Regions from separate parts of the Homo sapiens genome. Here all the other regions are linked to region 1. The links are chromatin contacts, found by Hi-C in ENCODE. All regions are on one chromosome and are shown on one strand. The core of a region is the stretch at or near the end of the contact, and the rest is flanking DNA. Distances in the headings are between cores, read along the strand shown.

The links. Hi-C counts contacts between places; a loop is a spot of excess contacts on that map. Pooled maps may share reads with other maps.
Region 2: a loop to region 1 is called in a map of dorsolateral prefrontal cortex, with 8 times the contacts of the local background. The contact joins two enhancer-like sites. A Hi-C loop is called at or near these places in 2 of 168 maps with a recorded cell type or tissue (IMR-90 and dorsolateral prefrontal cortex), 1 of 37 single-sample maps with no recorded cell type and 7 of 50 pooled maps.
Region 3: a map of mammary epithelial cell shows a loop between it and region 1 (7-fold over the local background). The contact joins two enhancer-like sites. A Hi-C loop is called at or near these places in 1 of 168 maps with a recorded cell type or tissue (mammary epithelial cell), 1 of 37 single-sample maps with no recorded cell type and 6 of 50 pooled maps.

What each region holds. Positions count from the first base shown.
Region 1 is chr6:18,502,634-18,505,524 of GRCh38, reverse strand. All of the region lies in intron 2 of LOC105374955 (a long non-coding RNA gene), which reads right to left. Among named protein-coding and RNA genes, the nearest start is that of MIR548A1HG, 19 kb to the left of the region's middle. Within about 2 kb of position 1,369, at least 17 of the 41 ENCODE cell types and tissues checked have a DNase peak (open chromatin) inside an H3K27ac peak, as active enhancers do.
Region 2 is chr6:17,829,867-17,832,757 of GRCh38, reverse strand. KIF13A (kinesin family member 13A) reads left to right here. Exons shown (of 39, transcript NM_022113.6): 13 at 1,523-1,657. Among named protein-coding and RNA genes, the nearest start is that of NUP153-AS1, 120 kb to the right of the region's middle. Within about 2 kb of position 1,482, at least 2 of the 41 ENCODE cell types and tissues checked have a DNase peak (open chromatin) inside an H3K27ac peak, as active enhancers do.
Region 3 is chr6:17,883,503-17,886,393 of GRCh38, reverse strand. All of the region lies in intron 3 of KIF13A (kinesin family member 13A), which reads left to right. Among named protein-coding and RNA genes, the nearest start is that of KIF13A, 100 kb to the left of the region's middle. RefSeq lists a silencer at 1,482-1,776. Within about 2 kb of position 1,498, at least 3 of the 41 ENCODE cell types and tissues checked have a DNase peak (open chromatin) inside an H3K27ac peak, as active enhancers do.

The DNA of each region.
Region 1 (2,891 bases), core at 120-2,619:
ATTCCCTTAAACATATAAAATGTGGGTAACAACAAAGACCTTTTAATGAATACATCCTAGCTAACTCATAGATTATCAATTGAATTGTGTCATGATTATTTACTTTGCAAAAAGATTCTTTGCTTTTCAAAAGAATTAAGTTTCCTTTAAATAGTCACATGTAAAGGCATATTTTAACTCACACACCTGTTCATGCACATAGCTGTTTGCTGAATTAAGTGTAAAAATAAAATGAAGGGGAAATATCTTCACTCTCATTTTAGGCTTGTAGACTCTGCCTCCTCGGAGATACTCCCACTTCCTAACAGAAAGGCCTCAAGCCATTCTACGTGAATGTTAGATTCCACATTAGCAGATGCTGCTCCATACCCTCCCCACAGCCCACAAGAAGTAGCTGGGTGAAATCTAGGGCTAGGGACGCCTGGCGATGCCTTACACAGGTGGTTAGCAGGAGCAAGATGTCCAAAGAACAAACTGTTTCCAAGTCTCCCTTCTGTATCTTCTCATTAGAGGCAAGAGATATATCTTGGGAATCTCTGCCCCATTGGAAACTTTCCTAAACTTAGGACCTATTCCTGCCCCATCCCTCGGCTAGAGTCCCTGTCTCTAATACTAATTGTGGATATTAAGAATGGGGCCTACAAATGGATTATGTCACATTCTCTTCATTTTATGGATTAAATGCTGTCATCTTTTCACATTCCTTAACTGGCCTCTAAAAACAAAATCCAGCCCTGTCCTTTGTAAAGAACTGGATTGGTATTTGTCTCTTAAAGGTGTATATCCCCCATGCTCAGGCTACCTGCCTCTGTGGAAATAAGAGAAGAATTCCCTAACTCACTCATGTTCTGAGAAGACTGCTGGCCAGGGCGGATGTACGTAGTCTCATGCATATGCCACTGTACCCAAAATTGTACCATCAGTGACAGAATGAGCATATATTTCACTGGTGCCCACAACTGGTGGCAGGCACTTGGTAGGTTAGTGGTACGAAGATAACTAAGTTGGTTCTTACCCTCAAATAGCTCAGAGTCTACTGGAGGGCTCCCTCCTTTGGAATGAATTATTGTTCTTTCTCTCTATCTCTCTTAACATGCAACTATTCATTGATATAATTAATAGCATAGCATACCATAAGTTGCACATCAGATCTTTCCTTGCAATCCTAGTGTTTTGGGAAAAGACAACTTTTAAAAAGTCCTCATAAACCACTGAAATGAGTACAATGACCTACACACACCCCAGTTTGATAAAAACTCAATTCTGTTACCCTAAAGACGCACTTCACTACAACCATTGCCTTCCTTCAACCAAGAGCCATTCGTCTGCCATTACTTGAACAGAGCAGCAGATGGCACCAGAAAACTGCAGCATGAGAGGAACTGCACAAGCATTCTCGGCTTCCAACGTTCCCTTCCTTCTCAGGGAGTCAGCATTTCACATAACAGTGCCTCAAATTTGTCCTCAGGGGTATTATTTTCCTCAGAGAAGAGCTGGAGAAATAAACTGATATTCTAGTAAGAGAAGCACCCACCATCGTCATTGTCAACAGTGAGATTTGGTGCAAGGGCGAGCCATATTGCTTCCGGGTAACTCCATGACTTTCCAAGTGAGTAATCTTAAGAAACTCCGTGTTCTCATTTCCTCATCTACTAGAGGAATTAGAGTCAGAATTTCATCTAGCACCCTGAGAGGAACACATGAGAACCAAATGCCGTGCTGGATTTGAAAGGTTTTTGTAAACTGTGATAGGTTATTTATTAATTACCAGTAGCACACATTTCCCTCTGAGATCAGAGTGCATCTGGCGTGACACAAGCTGAGGCGGAAAAGCATTTTCTCTGCAGAAGCATGAGGTGCTCAGCCTGGGAATGCGGTGTTTCCACCATGCTGGGCCAACACACTCAATAGCATACAGTGAGGGAACAGAAGTGCTATTCAGCTTCTGGATACCAGGGATTTGCCCTCCCAGCTCTCTGGTTAACATTTCACCCCTTCCTCAATTCCAGTCTCAGGCAGACACCCTGGGACACTCATTCCCTGTCCTCTCAGCAAATCCCAGTGAAACTAAAACCTAAGCAAAGTGATGAAGAAGAGTCTCTAAAGTCCTCTGTTCCACATCCTGATTTCAATTTTCCCTTTCCAGATAATTCTGTGTCATCACTTTTACCCAGGCTGCCCCTGTCAGTAGGAAAATGAACAGGAAAAGGAACAGATAGCTTAACATGTTACCCCTTCAAGAAATATCTATATTTTAAATGAGAATTGTGGTGAAAGAACCATGTTTCATCCAAAGGAAAAAGTCTCTAACAGTCAAATGGGAGCCCCTGTAGGCAGAGAGAGTTTTTAAGTCACCAGCTCCTCCCACTAAAAAAGTCATCTCTCATAGATTTTAACTTAAGGCCCAGATAGCTTTTCCCCCTTTCTGTCCCCCAATTTCTTCCCTCTGGTCTATATAACTGATCACACTCTGTGAAAAGTATCCACTCTGCTCTTTTTTCCCTCTATGCCTGTCAGCAGCCGCATCTTTGTTTTTTCAGACAGAGTCTTACTCTGTCGCCCAGGCTGGAGTGCAGTGGCACAATCTCAGCTCATTGCAACCTCTGCCTCCTGGGTTCAAGTGATTCTCCTGCCTCAGCTTCCCAAGTAGGTGGGATTACAGGCGCCCGCCACCATGCCCAGCTAATTTTTGTATTTTTAGTAGAGACGGGGTTTCACCATGTTGACCAGGCTGGTTTCAAACTCCTGACCTCATGTGATCCACCCGCCTCAGCCTCCCAAAGTGCTAGGATTACAGGCGTGAGTCACCGCGCCTGGCCAGCAGCCGCCTTTTTAAATTTTCTGAACTTGTGCTCGCTTCCACAGCACATATACTACATTTTCTGACCTTT
Region 2 (2,891 bases), core at 233-2,732, 670 kb after region 1:
TTACAAGTGTGAGCCACTGTGCCCAGCCTTGTTTTGTGATTTTTAGATCACCTGGCAAAGCATGAGGCTACCTGATTTTTATTTTATTTTATTTTATTTTTATTTATTTAATTTTTTATTGAGATGGAGTCTTGCTTTGTCACCCAGGCTGGAATGCAGTGGCGCAATCTTGGCTCACTGCAACCTCCGCCTCCCCAGTTCAAGCTATTCTCCTGCCTCAGCCTCCCAAATAGCTAGGACTATAGGTGTGTGCCACCACAACTGGCCAATTTTTGTATCTTTTGGTAGAGTCAGGGATTCACCATGTTGGCCAGGCTGGTCTCAAACTCCTGACCTCAGGTGATCCACCCGCCTTAGCCTCCCAAGAGGCTACCTAATTGACAGAGAATTTGTAACGTATAGCATATCATAATTTTTCAATGTATTTGATTCTTTGGGCTTGTTAGGAAATGCTGTATGTTTATATTTTAACTTTTACTTAAGTTAAAATATAAAGGAAGGACTAATTCTCGGGGTTATGTGCATTATGAATTTCTCTACATTATATATTTCACGAACATTTTTAATCTCATTGATCATTTGGAAATATTGGACCATCCCAATCACGTAGCTTAACAGCAGTCACTGGAACCCAGTCCAGCCTTCTGCTGATGTGTTTCTTATAGATATCGTTCACACCCACACATACCCCTACACCTCACTCACTGTCCCGCTTAACATTGCTTTATGTTTCTCCATAGTACTTAACACCATTGGAAATTCTATGTACCATATTGACTTAACTGTTTTCTTATGGCCTGTCTCCTCCCACCAGAATATAACTTTTCATGAAAGACGGGACTTCATTGGGTTCAGTGCTGTATTCCCAGCCCGAGATCAATACCTACTACATTGTAGACTCTAATAAATATATCTTGAATGAATGAATGAATGAGTGAATACAAGGCCTTCCGCAGTAGAGACCCAACCTTCTCTTCCAGCCTTAACTCTCACTGCTTTCTGATATTTGCCAGGGGTTCTTGGCCCCTGAAATCATCTAGTATGTCCAGAACCTTTCTTTAGTGTGCTTCCGTATGCCATGCCCCAAGAACACCCTATCTTTATATTTCTGTTGAAATTATTCTTATGCTTCAAGAACTATCTCAAATATATCCTCTTTCTGCAGCCTTTCTTGGTCTCTTAACCCATCATGATGTCTCTCCTGGGAAGCCCCTGGCATTTTGTACCCTTCAATAGCACAACACTCTCCTCTTTTGTGCTCTAGTTATGTGGTCTTGTTCCCTCTACTAGATTCTAAGCTCCTTAAGAGCCAAAATGGTGTCTGGTTCATCCTTGGTGCCCCTATCACGCCTGCCACAAGATGTCATGCACTGTAGACTCTCTGTTAATGTGGTTGAGCAGAGTAGCATGTGTAATCCCATTGGCATTGTCCCCAGAAACAGTGACTTACTCTTTCCGTGGATACATCTTGTGAATAGAACAACAAACAGAGTTTCCTTCTTTTGTCTGTTTTTGTGCACAGGAAAGACAACGACAACTTGAAAGCATGGGGATTTCCCTGGAGATGTCCGGTATCAAGGTGGGGGATGACAAATGCTACTTAGTCAATCTGAATGCAGACCCTGCTCTTAACGAACTTCTGGTTTATTATTTAAAGGTAGGAGAACATATAAATACATATGCAATCAAGATTCATTCCTATACAGTTCGTAGTTGAATCTGGGTGCCTGTCTCTGTGATGTTGCTTTTTGTATCCAGCTTAGCCCTCAGTAAAACTAAGATGGATAGTGCCCTCCGATCACCACTGAGAAGGAAAAACAGCTATTTTGTATCATCTGGGGCTGTGCAGTTGGGGCTGATCTCCTGTGAGTCCAGGCTTCAGAGTGGCATAAGTGGGCAACAGTAGGTGTCGAGGTGATGCCTAGCTTTATGAGAAGGCTCTAGGTGTGAGATGGTGAGGATTCTGGGAATATCTGTGTTCTTCCACAAAGCTCCTGAGAAGCTCTGGAGGTTCTTAGTTATGCTTCTGAGTAATTCCAAGGAGATCTCAAGATCAACACAAGCCTAAAGGAGACCCTCGTCCTAGATTAAATAGACAACAATGTTCTTCTAGGTCTATCCCTTGTAAACCCACATCCTCAGGAAATAACTTTTGGTCCCATAATCACCCTTCAGGTGTAGAGGTGGGATGGGGCCGCCCTGTTGCCACTGTGGTCGCAGGACATGCCACGTTGGATAGCTTACTGTAGCATTTCTCAAATTTTCTGACTTCAGAACCCATTTACACTCTTAAAAAAAGTATCAAGGACTCCAAAGAACTTTCATGTGTCTGGGTTATATCCGTGTTTACTGTATTGGACCCTAAGACTGAGAACATTTTAAACTACAAACATAAACGTACAACCCTTAGCCCTCAGGGCTATAACATCATTACATGTCTCATAGACTCTGGAAAATTCCACCAATACACACACACATGATAAAATGAGAGAGCAAAGGCAAACAACATGTTCATGTTTCTATTGAAGTAGTTTTGACTTCATAGGCCTCCTGAAAGGTTCTCAGAGACCCCGGGGGTTCTCAGATCACACTTTTAGAACTGCTTGCTTACTCTGCAAAGTGAGAAATAAGATATCTGATTGACATTGATTTAGGACACTGTGACTGACATAAGGCATTCAGCCAACCATCAGGGCATTTTTAATCTCACACATACACACACTTTCTGAGTTACAGAAACGAACTTTCAAGGATTGGGGACCTGGGGCCTTGAAGGCAGCTTACATATGCTGTCCACACACCTGAATCTCTAAATGCGAAGGTATTGCCTGCTTGAGAACAGTGAGACACCTTGTTAAGGATTCTGATCTGCCTAGTAAATACATAAAATG
Region 3 (2,891 bases), core at 249-2,748, 620 kb after region 1:
TGGGAGTAAATGTTTGCAACCCCTGGACTGCCTCAGGTCCTTTAGCTTTGGTGACCTGGGGCCATGGAGTCAGCCTAGCATTCTCCTCTCTGTGGCTCTATGTACCTGGCATGGTGCAGTGAGGCAGAGGGGACTGGAGAGATAGGCACAAGAAATGAGGTCTTGGTCCAGAAGTTCTGAGCCAGACCCAGAGATTGCTCATGGTGGGTGATATTAGCATGACTCAGATTTAATCTAGGTTTTATTTTTCTTCTCATTTTTATGAGTAACAATAATCATTTATCAGAGATAGCAGATAGGATCTGATAGCAGATGCTTAGACATTTGCAACTTATCTTTTGGACTGTTTTTATTGAAGAAGAAGTATTCTGTGTTTGAAAATATCCACATCACCTTTGAATGTGCTGTTGAAGAAGTTATTTGGGTGGCTAGGTTTTTTGAGAAGTGATCAGGATATGAAAGAACTGGAAATACCACAGATTGTGCATTTGTGACACTCCGACCCCCACTCCTCAGCCACCAGTGAAGCGGATTTTGAAAATGAATGATAGAGGATTAAATATGAAATGAGTAGAGTATTTGAAAGAGTTAGAACTGAATTAGTGCTTCATTGCTTATGCACCACTAGTTTATGTGTGCAGTGTTAAATGGAAGCTCTGTGCTGTTATAATATTGGTCTGGGTTTTGGGAGGATGATTTCCTGTTTTCAGATTTATTCATTAAATGAATGAAAGCATGAATTAGCTCTTTGTAGAGATACCTTCTCCTTGCATCCATAGAAATTTGAACTGCAATGCAGAGTAGTATTTTCCAAGGATAGTTGTTTTCTAGAACAGACCGTGCATTCCCTGAGATCAGGGACAATGCCTTGTAGATGTGCAGCAAATGCTGTTGGCTTTGAATCTTTAAGAGGCTTTCACATCTTCACAATCAGTCCATGCCGACTGTAATGCAAGACATTATTTGGTATGTATCTATAGGCATATGTAAAGGAAATGATTAATTACATTGCCAAAAGACAGCTGTTACTTGACATATGTTTAAATGGGAAGGTAGATCTGTCAATAAAACTCACCAGTAATAAGGGTGATGACTCTAGCATTCCTTAGGAGATGTGTTCAGATACATGCTGGAGTTCCTCCTGGCAGAGCTGCTTTTAGAAAAGCAGTAGTGAAGGCAGTTCTGTGATCACACAGGCTCTTGGTGCTGGGGTTTCCTTTCAGTTTCAGTCCAGTTCCTCTGAGATGAATGAAGTTTAACTCTTCCTTTTTTTCTTTTATGAATCTTCACAACTTTGATATCAGGAGAAAGATGAAAAAGAGAAAAGCATTGAAACTTGGCATTAAAAGAAAAATTTGAACATGAAGTGAAATCTAGAACTTTACTTGGTATGACTCAGTGCTCATAACATGGTGTGGTGAAATGTGAACACATTTGAAGTGTCGCTTTCATATTAATTGTAGTCTTTCAAATTGACAAAGTTGAAAACCACAAAACAGGACATTGGCAAGCTAATGTTCCTAAAACTGGAGAAATGGGGCTTTTCAGAGAGCTCTGGGGCTCAGTTTTCAAAGTAGATAGTGGCAGAACAGGCTGTTAATGGCAGCTGGGTCTGCAGATGTGAACAGCGGATTAATTGTACAAAGAGAGGAAGAAGGCAGTGTAGAGGAGAGGACACACTCCTTCATACAAAGCAAAGCAAGTCCACATAGAGCAGACTTTTTTCCCCAAGGGAAGCCCTTTTGATTTTAGATTTGGGCGCTAGGAAGTAGTGTGTTTTGCATTGATATTTTTGACACAGAACCAAACAGTCTGTAGCAACTCCCACACACATGGCCTTTTTTGCCTTTTCACTTCTCTTTCTATTTAATTCAGCAAATACTGAGTACCCATCTACACTATCCTGTACCTAGAGAGAATAAAGATGAGTTAGCACAGTCCCTGGCTCAGAAAACCTTCCAGCTTGGTGAGAATATAAAGTATTTAGGTTGGTGCCTGGTACATAACAAACGCTCTACAGCAGTAGCTATGCTATTAATGGGGGAGCGAAGTCCATCAGTACATAATGATAATATTGATAACAGTAGCTGCCATAGACTGAATTTCACTGTGTGCCAAGCATTATCTTAGTAGGTATTCCATTTATGTTACCACAATCCCAAATTAATGTAAAATGTGCAGTTACTTAGGTAGATGAGTGTGTGTTAGAGAGGGAGAGCTGTTGGCTAAGACAGCCCAGAGGAGGCAATAATTATAGGGAGGAAGTTGAGAAAACATTGGAGGAGGTGACATTTGAGCAGGTCTTGAGTAGTGTGAGTTGTACTTCACTGGGCAGGGAGGCAAGGTGAGGAAAGGCAGAGAATTACAGGAAGGAGAAATTCCCTCATAGTTCTACATTCCTTTCTCTTTTTTTGTTATTATTATGATTTCCTTCTCTTTTTTTGTTAATATTATTATTTCCTTTTAGCAATGGGATCTCACTAGGTTGTCCAGGCTGGAGTGCAGTGGCTATTCACAGGTGTGATCATAGCTCATTGCAGCCTCAAACTCCCAGGCTCAAGTGATCCTCCCACCTCAGCCTCACAAGCAGCTGGGACTGCAGGTGCATACCATTGCACCTGGCTCTCCCCTTCCTTCTTCTTTTCCCTAGACATCTCACTGTGTTCAATATACCCAAAGGATTTCTTGATCATTGGTGGAATCTCTCAGAGCTGAGAAGTTGGCTGACCATTGACGTAATATACAGATGAATAGGGTCATTTCTTATGTCTTTTTGGGAAAGCAGTGGGAATCCAGTAAACACAAAAATAATGCCTGTAGGGTGACACCAGTCTGTTACTGTGGCAGTTGAAGTAAAAATGGAGGCTTTGGCAAAGTATCGTTGGGGTGCT